Linked DNA regions of Homo sapiens: region 2 is linked to region 1. The links are chromatin contacts, found by Hi-C or POLR2A ChIA-PET in ENCODE. All regions are on one chromosome and are shown on one strand. Each heading gives the region's core, a stretch centred on a gene start or an enhancer-like site at or near the end of the contact. The rest is flanking DNA. Distances are from core to core; before and after follow the strand shown. Region 1 overlaps MAP4K3 (mitogen-activated protein kinase kinase kinase kinase 3). Region 2 overlaps MAP4K3-DT (MAP4K3 divergent transcript).

Region 1 (4,829 bases), core at 2,270-4,769:
GCTATTGTCCTCGAGGGCAGCAATTGTATCTAATGTATTTTTGTCTCTCTAGTAAATAACACGGTGCCTTGCCTGCAATAGGTACATCATGTTTGCTGGAGAGATCTTTAATTTTTAACTTTTATTTATAATGAAAATGCAGTCCAGGCTGGGTGCGGTGGCTCAAACCTGTAATCCCAGCACTTTGGGAGTATGACGCGGGTGGATCACCTGAGGTCAGGAGTTCGAGACCAGCCTAGCCAAGATGGTGAAACCCCATCTCTACTAAAAATACAAAAATTAGCTGGGTGTCTGTAATCCCAGCTACTCGGGAGGCTGAGGCAGAGAACTGCTTGATCCTGGGAGGCTGAGGGTGCAGTGAGCTGAGATCATGCCACTGCACTCCAGCCTGGCCAACAGAACCAGACTCCATCTCAAAAAAAAATAAAAGCAGTCTAATGATGCAAAAACTGTCAGAAATGTCATTAGGAGGAAACAAGAATATAGAAAGCGTAACAATGTTTTTGAATACATCTGATTAAGGGTTATAGTATAGAAACATCATAAATACTGATAGAAATAATGTTAAATATGGAGACAAAATATACATATAGAAGTTTTTTTTTTTTTTTTTTGAGACGGAGTCTCGCTCTGTGGCCCAGGCGGGAGTGCAGTGGCGCAATCTCGGCTCACTGCAAGCTCCGCCTCCCGGGTTCAGGCCATTCTCCTGCCTCAGCCTCCCGAGTAGCTGGGACTACAGGCGCCCACCATCACGCCCGGCTATTTTTTTTTTTTTTGTATTTTTAGTAGAGACGGGGTTTCACCGTGTTAGCCAGGATGGTCTCGATCTCCTGACCTCGTGATCCGCCCGCCTCGGCCTCCCAAAGTGCTGGGATTACAAGCGTGAGCCACCGCGCCCGGCCCATATAGAAGTCTTGACGCAGAGAGACACGGAAAGGAAAGCTAGGTTAAGATTAAGGAAGGCAGGCAAACATTATAGCTCAGAGAGTTTAAGAAAAGGGAGAAGAGTGATTAAAATCTTGAGGGAGACCTGCAAGTAGTATTGTACTACAGGTTCACTATCTCAGAATGCTGGTAAGAGGCCTCATTAGAGCCAGGCCAAGCACCCTGGTACCATCTACCCGGAAAAGAGAAGCCATGGATGGGTAATTTTTAAGCGTCCTATGTCTTCAAAGTATATATTCCCTCCTGCATGCTCTTGACATGGACAATTCCTCTAACAGAGAAAAGCATCTTTCATTATATATTAGCATAAATGGTTTACCATATTAGATAACACATAAAATTCATTCATACCAGGTTAATCAGTATATCAGTATACAAGAATAACTGATATGATGAAACATTTTCATTTTGATAGAGGTTAGGAATGAAAATAATAGGAGGGACATATTTAAAATAGCCTGAAGAAAGAAAGGAAAAAGATAGGAAAGGAAGAGGTTGATGAAAAATCAAACTGTGTAGACTTTACCATTCCATCTTGGATAGAGCATTCTTTTGTCAAATAAACAAGAATAAAGAGGAGCTGAGAACAAAACAATGTTTGCCATAAATGGGCTGTATTCAGTAGTTCTGCTTTAGACAACTTATAAGGCTATTTTCCCCTGAGCTTTCAGTTTAAATAATTTTTGTTTCAGTGCATTTACCTGTGAAATTAATACTTCAATAGGTTTCAAATTCTTGAAACTATATTTTCATCTGTTTAGCCCTAGTGAATCTCGAGGGTAAAACTGATATGAAAACGAAAACTAGATTTCTTAGTCACTTACAGGATTTTAAACAACAGGGAGTCAATACTTTAAACATCTTAATACTATAAAATTTAGGAAGAACCCCACTCCAGCTATATTCCGACTCTAATTTCTACTGAGATCAAATGCACATGAAATAAGACCACTCAGTCCATATATAATAGCATGGAAAATGACTTTTAAAATTCATTTGGTATTTCCTTGATGTAATTAACTGAGCCTGTACTTCACACATTTTAAAAGTTAGTTTTTCCTTAAATGTAAGTTACAGATGAGTAACAGTAAATATTTTAAAAATTATTCATTAATTAAATGATTCTATAAAAAAAATCTGTGGAAAGGCCTAGGTAAATTAATGGGTGGGTATATAACTAAAAACAACTTGTTTCCCTGTCATTATGGTTACCCCTAGTTCTCCTAGGCCAAACTGCAACCTGTATGTTGTTTTCAGCTGTGATGGAGGTCAACCAGAGAGTGTATTCAAAATATTTCACTGATCTTTTAGTACTTCCTGTTTCTGCCATCAGGCTCTGTATGTGAGACACTATTTCCAGCTCCCCACCGCCATACCCTTGCATTATTTCTCTAGTCTCTTATAAAACTTTTACTAGGCCAATTAAGTTGCTTACAACTGGGCAGATTTTTACAACCCTGCCACATTATCTAAAATCACTAAATTAACTTGAAAATTAACTGAAAAAAATGTTTCTTTAAAGAACAGTAAGGTTGACAAGCTTTTATAGTAAGAATAAGATAGTCTGACTTTTATGCTTACCTTAATTAACATAAATTTCTGCATTGGTTCAACCCATTCTAATAGAACAATGCTAGTCTGAAGTGCTCCACATAGGTATTTATGGCCCGTGTAAGGATTTCTTACTGTCAAAGCAAAAATATAAATGAGTTCTCTTATAAAACAAAGTCATTATGACAATAATTGCATGCTCAAAAAAACAAACAAAACTAAACAAACTAAACATAAAACAAAATCAAAAGCTGGTTGCCAGTTCAGTTTCTTAATTAGAGGGCTGGGTGAAAAAAATACTGTTTCAGGTAATAGCAGGAAATGCCCTCTTAACTTGCAGGATTTTTATTTGTATGCACAAATGAAACTGCTGGTTATAATGAGGCTGTGGGGTAAGAGGAAGGACTTTTCGTCTTATGATGGTAGGAAAATTACCTGAGGTGGCAACATTCTGATAAAAGGGTCAAAGTAAATTTGGGAAGAAGTTGTCAGACTCCTAAGATACAACACATTCGGGTGGTTCACAAGGTGCTTTTGGTGGTAATGTTCAGAGGCAATAATGTTTTGTTTCTGAAAATAAAACACTTGTCTATCTTCCCCCTTTTGATTCAATTCTTATGGTCACTAGAAAACATCACAGATATTAATCGAACCTTAAAATACTGGTTTACAAATAATAAAATTGAATTACCTCAGATTTTGAAATTTTCTTCTGGTTATAAACCAGAAGAAGTAAAGTAAATATATGTGAAGTAAATATATTTGGAATAAAGATAAAAAAACTGAACTGTGAAAAGGGGAACAGCAGTAAAGTTCACACACTTCAAATAGATTTGAAATATTTAAATGGCAGAGGAGGAGAACAGCAAAACTGTCCCGCCAAAGAAAACAGAGAAGTCTATATAGGAAATTCTTTCCTATAATTAACTTTTCCTAAAAACCTGCCCCTTTGTCCTCAGGTAGAGTCAAGTAAATTTGCTGCAGTTCTAACAGAGACTCAACCACCATGTCTAAACCCAACCTTGTCATCCTCTTTTGCTCTAAACCAGCTGTTCTCGCTTCCTGTTAACACTTGCCCTTCTGCCAGTCTTTTGGGTTTGAGGCCTCAGTCATCTCTGACATCTTTTCCCTTCACACCCAGATACTCCTTCCCTGCTATTTGCACTGCTACTGCTCTAGCACAAGACTTCCTTCCTTACTTGTTGCACAGTAATAAGTACATGCTCACACAAGGCCAATGGCTCACACTCATCTGCCACTCTCCTTTCTATCATCTGTATCCAGCTAAGCGAATAGTCAGCATTTATTATGTAACCTTTATGATTTTTTTTTTGCCTCCACATGTTATGTCATTTCTTCTGTTTGAAATGACTCTCCATCTATTCAGTTCAAATCTGAATCTGCCTTATTTTGAGGCCTGGCCCAAATGCCACCTTCTTCAGTGAGCCTATGTTTAGAGTCCTTTCCACACTATACTTGTGGTATAATGACTCATGTGTTTATCGTCCCTTTTATAATAATAGTAACTTAAGGGAAAGAAATCATTTTTTGCTCTGGCTACATGCAAATAGAACAACTAATTGTTATTGGGGTGGGGGAGGAATTTAGGTGAGAGGAAGGTGAACATAAAAATACATGCTGAAGGAATAAATGCCATCTCACAAGCCATTGCTAAGCAGAATGGTGAATGGTACGTAACAGGACCCTTGGAAAACAGGGTGTGATAAAATGTGGTAAAAAAAAAAAAGTCATACAACTTTCTCCATTTACCTAGGCAATAAATTATTTGTTTAGCAAATAATTTATTTGCTAATAAACATTTATTTGCAAATAAATTATTTGCAAGGTACTATGTATTAGGCTTAGTCTACACAGAGATGAAACAGCCAAGAAATTTGTTCTACTTAAGCAGGAAAAATAAAGTATTGCTGGCAGAATGCCCTGGGGTAGTACTGTTTTATGCCAGATTTTAGGAGGAGTCTCAGAGAGCTATATGCTATTGGACAGTTTACTTACCAACACAACACTTCTGGCACCATTTGGTTTCAGGGATTTTTGCTGATACAGAAAATTTCCTAAATGTAAATAAAAGTGAGTACGTAATATATGTAGGCAAACTTAGTATATGAAAAAGCTACTGTTATAGATCAGTGCACAAAGGATGAGTTCAAAACTGGTGCTGACATACTAGCTCATCTATTAAAATTAGAATAAAAAGGCCGGGTGCCATGGCACGTTGCCTGTAATCCCAGCACTTTGGGAGGCCGAGGTGGGCGGATCACAAGGTCAAGACTTCGAGACCAGCCTGGCCAACATAATAAAACCCCGTCTCT
Region 2 (4,811 bases), core at 554-3,053, 200 kb after region 1:
GAAGAGACTTGAAACCCAGCTGGGAGCAGACAGGGGAAAGGGCTTCCTTGAATTGTCTTCATGGTTTTGTGAGAGGTGTGTGAACCAGAGCAACTCCATCTTGAATAGGAGCTGGGTAAAATGAGGCTGAGACCTACTGGGCTGCATTCCCAGACGGTTAAGGCATTCTAAGTCACAGGATAAGACAGAAGGTCGGCACAAGATACAGGTCATAAAGACCTTTCTGATAAAACAGTTGCAGTAAAGAAGCCGGCTAAAACTCACCAAAACCAAAATGGCGTCAAGAGTGACCTCTGGTTGTCCTTACTACTACACTCCCACTAGCGTCATGACAGTTTACAAATGCCATGGCAATGTCTGGAAGTTACCTTGTATGGTCTAAAAAGGGGAGGCATGAATAATTCATCCCTTGTTTAGCATAATACGCCCCTTGTTTAGCATATCATAAAAATGGGCAACCAGCGGCCCTCAGGGCTGCTCTGTCCATGGAGTAGCCATTCTTTTATTCCTCTACTTTCTTAATAAATTTGCTTTTGCTCTGCACTGTGGACTTGCCCTGAATTCTCTCTTGCGCAAGATCCAAGAACCCTCTCTTGGGGTCTGGATCAGGACCGCTTTCCTGTAACAGTCCCCAGGCACAGAAACTCTGAGGGAATCAGACACTTAGTTGTCTTTATTGCTCCCTCTTCAGTATATAGAACAGAGCCTGGCACACCTAGGTGCAAAATAAATATTTCTTGCATGAAAGAAGTCCACAGTGCAGTCACTGGCTTTTTTAGATGGTTAGCTCACTAGAATTTCATTTTTTTTTTCTCCTCCTCCTTTACAAAAAGTTTTCAGACAGACTTTGGGCCTGCTGGGGCATTTTCAAAAGACAAATAGTCCTGCTGCTGCTCCAGAGGACCCACCGCCCACCTCCCAGTCAGAACTATGTCTCTCTGTTCTTGTTGGAAAGGGGGACACAGCTTGCTTTGCAAGAAACTTGCATAGGAAATGGTGCAATCTGGGCTGTTTTTCATCTTCTTTCAACCTAATTTCCTAAGTTAAAAGAAAGAGAAATTTAAGGAATCTTAGGAATATGAAACTTCTCTGGAATGATCTTTACTGAGCTGTGTTTGGAATCAGCTGAAATCCTGAAGGACTGTCAAGCCAGCCAAGAATAAAAGAAAATAAAAAATAACTTAAACAATCCTAGCCAAAATCTGAAAATGATATCTAGAGCAGCTGCTATTTTTTTCTTTCCCAGAATGGTTTGCCTTTCCCCCAGTTTGTAATTGTTATAGGATTGTTTTAGGTTATTTTGGAGTAGAAAAGAAGAAAGAAGGAAGGAATCGAGTGTTTTGGAAGTAGTATGATGCGGTTAGTTCTACCTTTTAAGCTTTATAATTTACACAGCTGTTGTACACATGTGAACTCCCTCTCATTAGGATGCTGCTGACTGGTACAGGAAGTTTTTATTCATGGCATTCTCCTTAGGAGTTTGTTTATGGCATTTAGGTCCTCTCCTGCCTTCCCTCCCCACCCCCACCCCAAATCAATCTATATTTGTAATTTATGGATGATCTCTCCAGGGCTTAATCTGTGGGGTAAAAGGCTGTCTTATCTGCTCTACATTTACTGAAAAAGGGTGCAAGAAAAACCGTATCTAGCTGGCCAGATGGGTAGGGAACACTTGGTTGCACTAAAAATTTTCCAGCAATGGTATCCCCAGCTTGCCCTTTTGCCCGAATAGTGCACAAAGTCAGCAAGCATTTCCCCTGAAGTGTCCACCTCCACACGGCCAAGACTGGCTTGGCTGGTTACCAGAGGCACTGAGAAGATTGAGGAGGCAGCTTATAGAATACTTTGCTTGCATCCTCGTTCTCATCCCATTGTGAGGTAACTGCCCCACAACTGAGCTAGATAAGAGAAAGGAACTGAAACTGATTTGCCCAAGGTCAGTCTGGGTGGATATTGAGCCTAGAATAAAGCACAGAATAGCTGCACCTGGGGCTGGCCCAGGGCATGCTCAGATGAATCACTGGCTTCACCAGAAATGCAGCTAGTCTGGAATGCAGTGCAGGGGCCCAGATGCCTGACACTGAACAGTAACTTAGAAAGGGGAAGGTCTTTTCCTACACATAGTGAAGCTTCAAGGAATCTTTAAGAAAATCACATAAGAAAGATGAATAAAAACTTTTTCTTCCTCCTACTCCTTCAACCCCTATTTCAGGTTCTTCCTTAGAGCAAACACTGATTTCAAGTTGGAGTGTGTCTTTTCATCTTTTTAGTTATTTATATATCTTTATTGATCTATCTGTGTACATACATCTGCATCTACATATGTGTGTATATGTATCTATCTATCTATCTATCTATCTATCTATCTATCTATCTATGTATCTATCTATCTATCTATATCTATACACAGACAGAGAGAGAGCCAGTGAGGGAATTTTGCTTTGTTTTGTTTTGACTGAAATGGTATCACACAGTGGATTGTTCTTCAACTTTGCTTTTTTTTTTTTTTTTAAGTTTAGCCATATCTCTCAGAGATTTTTCTGTGTCAGTACATTTTAGTTTTTTTCAACTGCTGCATGCTCTCACATAAGTCAGATGCATCACTAAGTGTCAGTCTTTCGATGATCATTTAGGTTGCTATGCTATCAGTTTTTACCACTATAAATAGTACTATAGTGAAACAACCTTGTACCTGCTTCCTTTTTGCACATATGCAAGTATCTCTCTACAGTGGATACCAAGGTGTGAGATTGCTGGGTCAAATGATAGGCGCATCCAAAGTGTGAAGGATTGCTGCCAATGTGTACTCCAAAAAGGTTGGCCAGTTTATATTCCCAGGAATACGGTAAGAGAATGTCTGTTTTTCCAGATGCTTCCCAACACATCAGTCTTTCTTATTTATTGTCAATCCAATGTATAAAAAATAGCATCCTCTTCTTTTTGTTTCCCCCCAAAACCAGTAAGACTGAGCATCTTTTCAGATGCTCGTTTGCCATTCATGTTCCTTCTTTGTGAATTGCTTATTTATGTTCTTTGCCCATTTTTCAATTTTGTCTTTTTTCTGGGGACATATAAAGGCAAGTCCTTTGCTACATACATTACAATACTTTCACCCAGTCTCTCCTTTGGATTTGAATCTCATTTTGTTGAACAGATGTAAAGTTTTGATATAGTAAAATTTATTAATCCTCTTCTTTATGACTTTGGTATTTTTTGTATTGTTTCAGGAGGCCTTTTCTACCCATGGTCATAAACATGGTCTCACTGCAATTCTGGGAAATACAAAATTTTTAAATGAAGTATTTTTATGGTGGTCCAACCCCCCATCATCTGTTTGTCTGAATTACTGCAATAGCCTCTTAACTAGTCTCCCTGCTTCCTTCATCGCTTCCTTATAGTCTGTTCTCAACACAACAGCCAGGGTGATTCTTACAAAACAGTCAAATCATGCCATTTCTCTGAATCAAATCCTCCAATAGCTTTTCATGTCACTTCAAGCCAAAGTTATGACAACGGTGCCACATGCATCCTCTGCACACCATGACCTTTTTCACCTCATTACCTACTACTCTTTTCCAGTTCTTGACACATACTAAGTTCTCAATAAATATTGGTAGAATTCATAAATAAATTTTATCCCCATTCATTTCGGGTAAAAAGTATTGAAAATGTTGGCATTGATATGGGGAAGCTCCCATACACTGCTGGTAGCAGTGTAAATTTGTACAAACCTTTACAATTTATAAATACTTGAGGATGAGCAGATCCTTCCCCTAGGCAATGCTCCTTCTAAGTATACACTCTAGAGAGGTTATTTTATGTGTGCATAAAGAGACTGTAGGAAAATACTTATTATAGCCTTGCTTTTAATGGTAGATGGGAGGAAGGAAACAAAGAATGAATGAATGAAGAAATGGTCAGAGGACAATTTATCCTAATAAAATATATACAAAATTTACTAACTCATGAATGAATGTTTACTTTTGTAGAATGTCTTTTTTAAAAAATTCCATAGAGGGTTTTTTTTGTGTGTTTTTCTGTATGTAGGCAATATTATGAACAAATATATAGATATTTTCTGATGTCAAAACATTCTTATATTCTTGGGGTAAATTCTATTTGGTTATGAGGTATTTTTATTTTTTAAAATACATTCTTGAATTTAATTGACTAGGATTTTATTTAGAATTTATCTTTTCCTAAGGTTTCTAATTAGAGATATAGGGTCTTTTATTTTTTTCTTTCTTTCTTTCTTTCTTTTTTTTTTTTTTTAAGTGAAAGCAGTTTGTTAAGAAAGTAAGGAATAAAAGGATGGCTACTCCAGCCGGGCGTGGTGGCTCACACCTGTAATCCCAACACTTCCCAACACTTTGGGAGGCCGAAGCAGGCGGATCACGAGGTCAGGAGATCGAGACCATCCTGGCCAACATTGTGAAACTCTGTCTCTACTAAAAATGCAAAAATTAGCTGGGTGTGGTGGCACATGCCTGTAATCCCAGCTACTCGGGAGGCTGAGGCAGAAGAATCACTTGAACCAGGGAGTCACAGGTTGCAGTGAGCCGAGATCACACCACTGCACTCCAGCCTGGTGACAGAGTGAGACTGCGTCTCAAAAAAATAAAAATAAAAATAAAAAATAAAATAAAATGGAATGGTTACTCCATAGACAGAGCAGCCTATAGGATCTTTTCAATTCAGTTTATAAGTGAGTTTGGTATGTAATATTTTTACTGCCATTTGTTTTGGGTGTTAGGGCTACCCTAGAATCATAGAGTGAATTGGATAGTACCTCCTTTCTTTCCAATTTTACA

What was found. Hi-C counts contacts between places; a loop is a spot of excess contacts on that map. ChIA-PET counts read pairs that join two places held with the same protein, here RNA polymerase II (POLR2A). Pooled maps may share reads with other maps.
Region 2: a loop to region 1 is called in a map with no recorded cell type, with 5 times the contacts of the local background. The contact joins two enhancer-like sites. A Hi-C loop is called at or near these places in 3 of 37 single-sample maps with no recorded cell type and 2 of 50 pooled maps. POLR2A ChIA-PET finds 5 or more read pairs at or near these places in 4 of 52 experiments (BJ, OCI-LY7, WTC11 and 1 more).

Annotation. Positions count from the first base shown.
Region 1 is chr2:39,262,677-39,267,505 of GRCh38, forward strand. It overlaps MAP4K3 (mitogen-activated protein kinase kinase kinase kinase 3), which reads right to left. Exons shown (of 34, transcript NM_003618.4): 27 at 4,513-4,571; 28 at 2,527-2,630. Among named protein-coding and RNA genes, the nearest start is that of CDKL4, 21 kb to the left of the region's middle. Within about 2 kb of position 3,520, at least 3 of the 41 ENCODE cell types and tissues checked have a DNase peak (open chromatin) inside an H3K27ac peak, as active enhancers do.
Region 2 is chr2:39,468,113-39,472,923 of GRCh38, forward strand. The region is part of intron 3 of MAP4K3-DT (MAP4K3 divergent transcript); the gene reads left to right. Among named protein-coding and RNA genes, the nearest start is that of MAP4K3-DT, 33 kb to the left of the region's middle. RefSeq lists an enhancer at 1,395-1,895 and a silencer at 2,748-2,797. Within about 2 kb of position 1,804, at least 15 of the 41 ENCODE cell types and tissues checked have a DNase peak (open chromatin) inside an H3K27ac peak, as active enhancers do.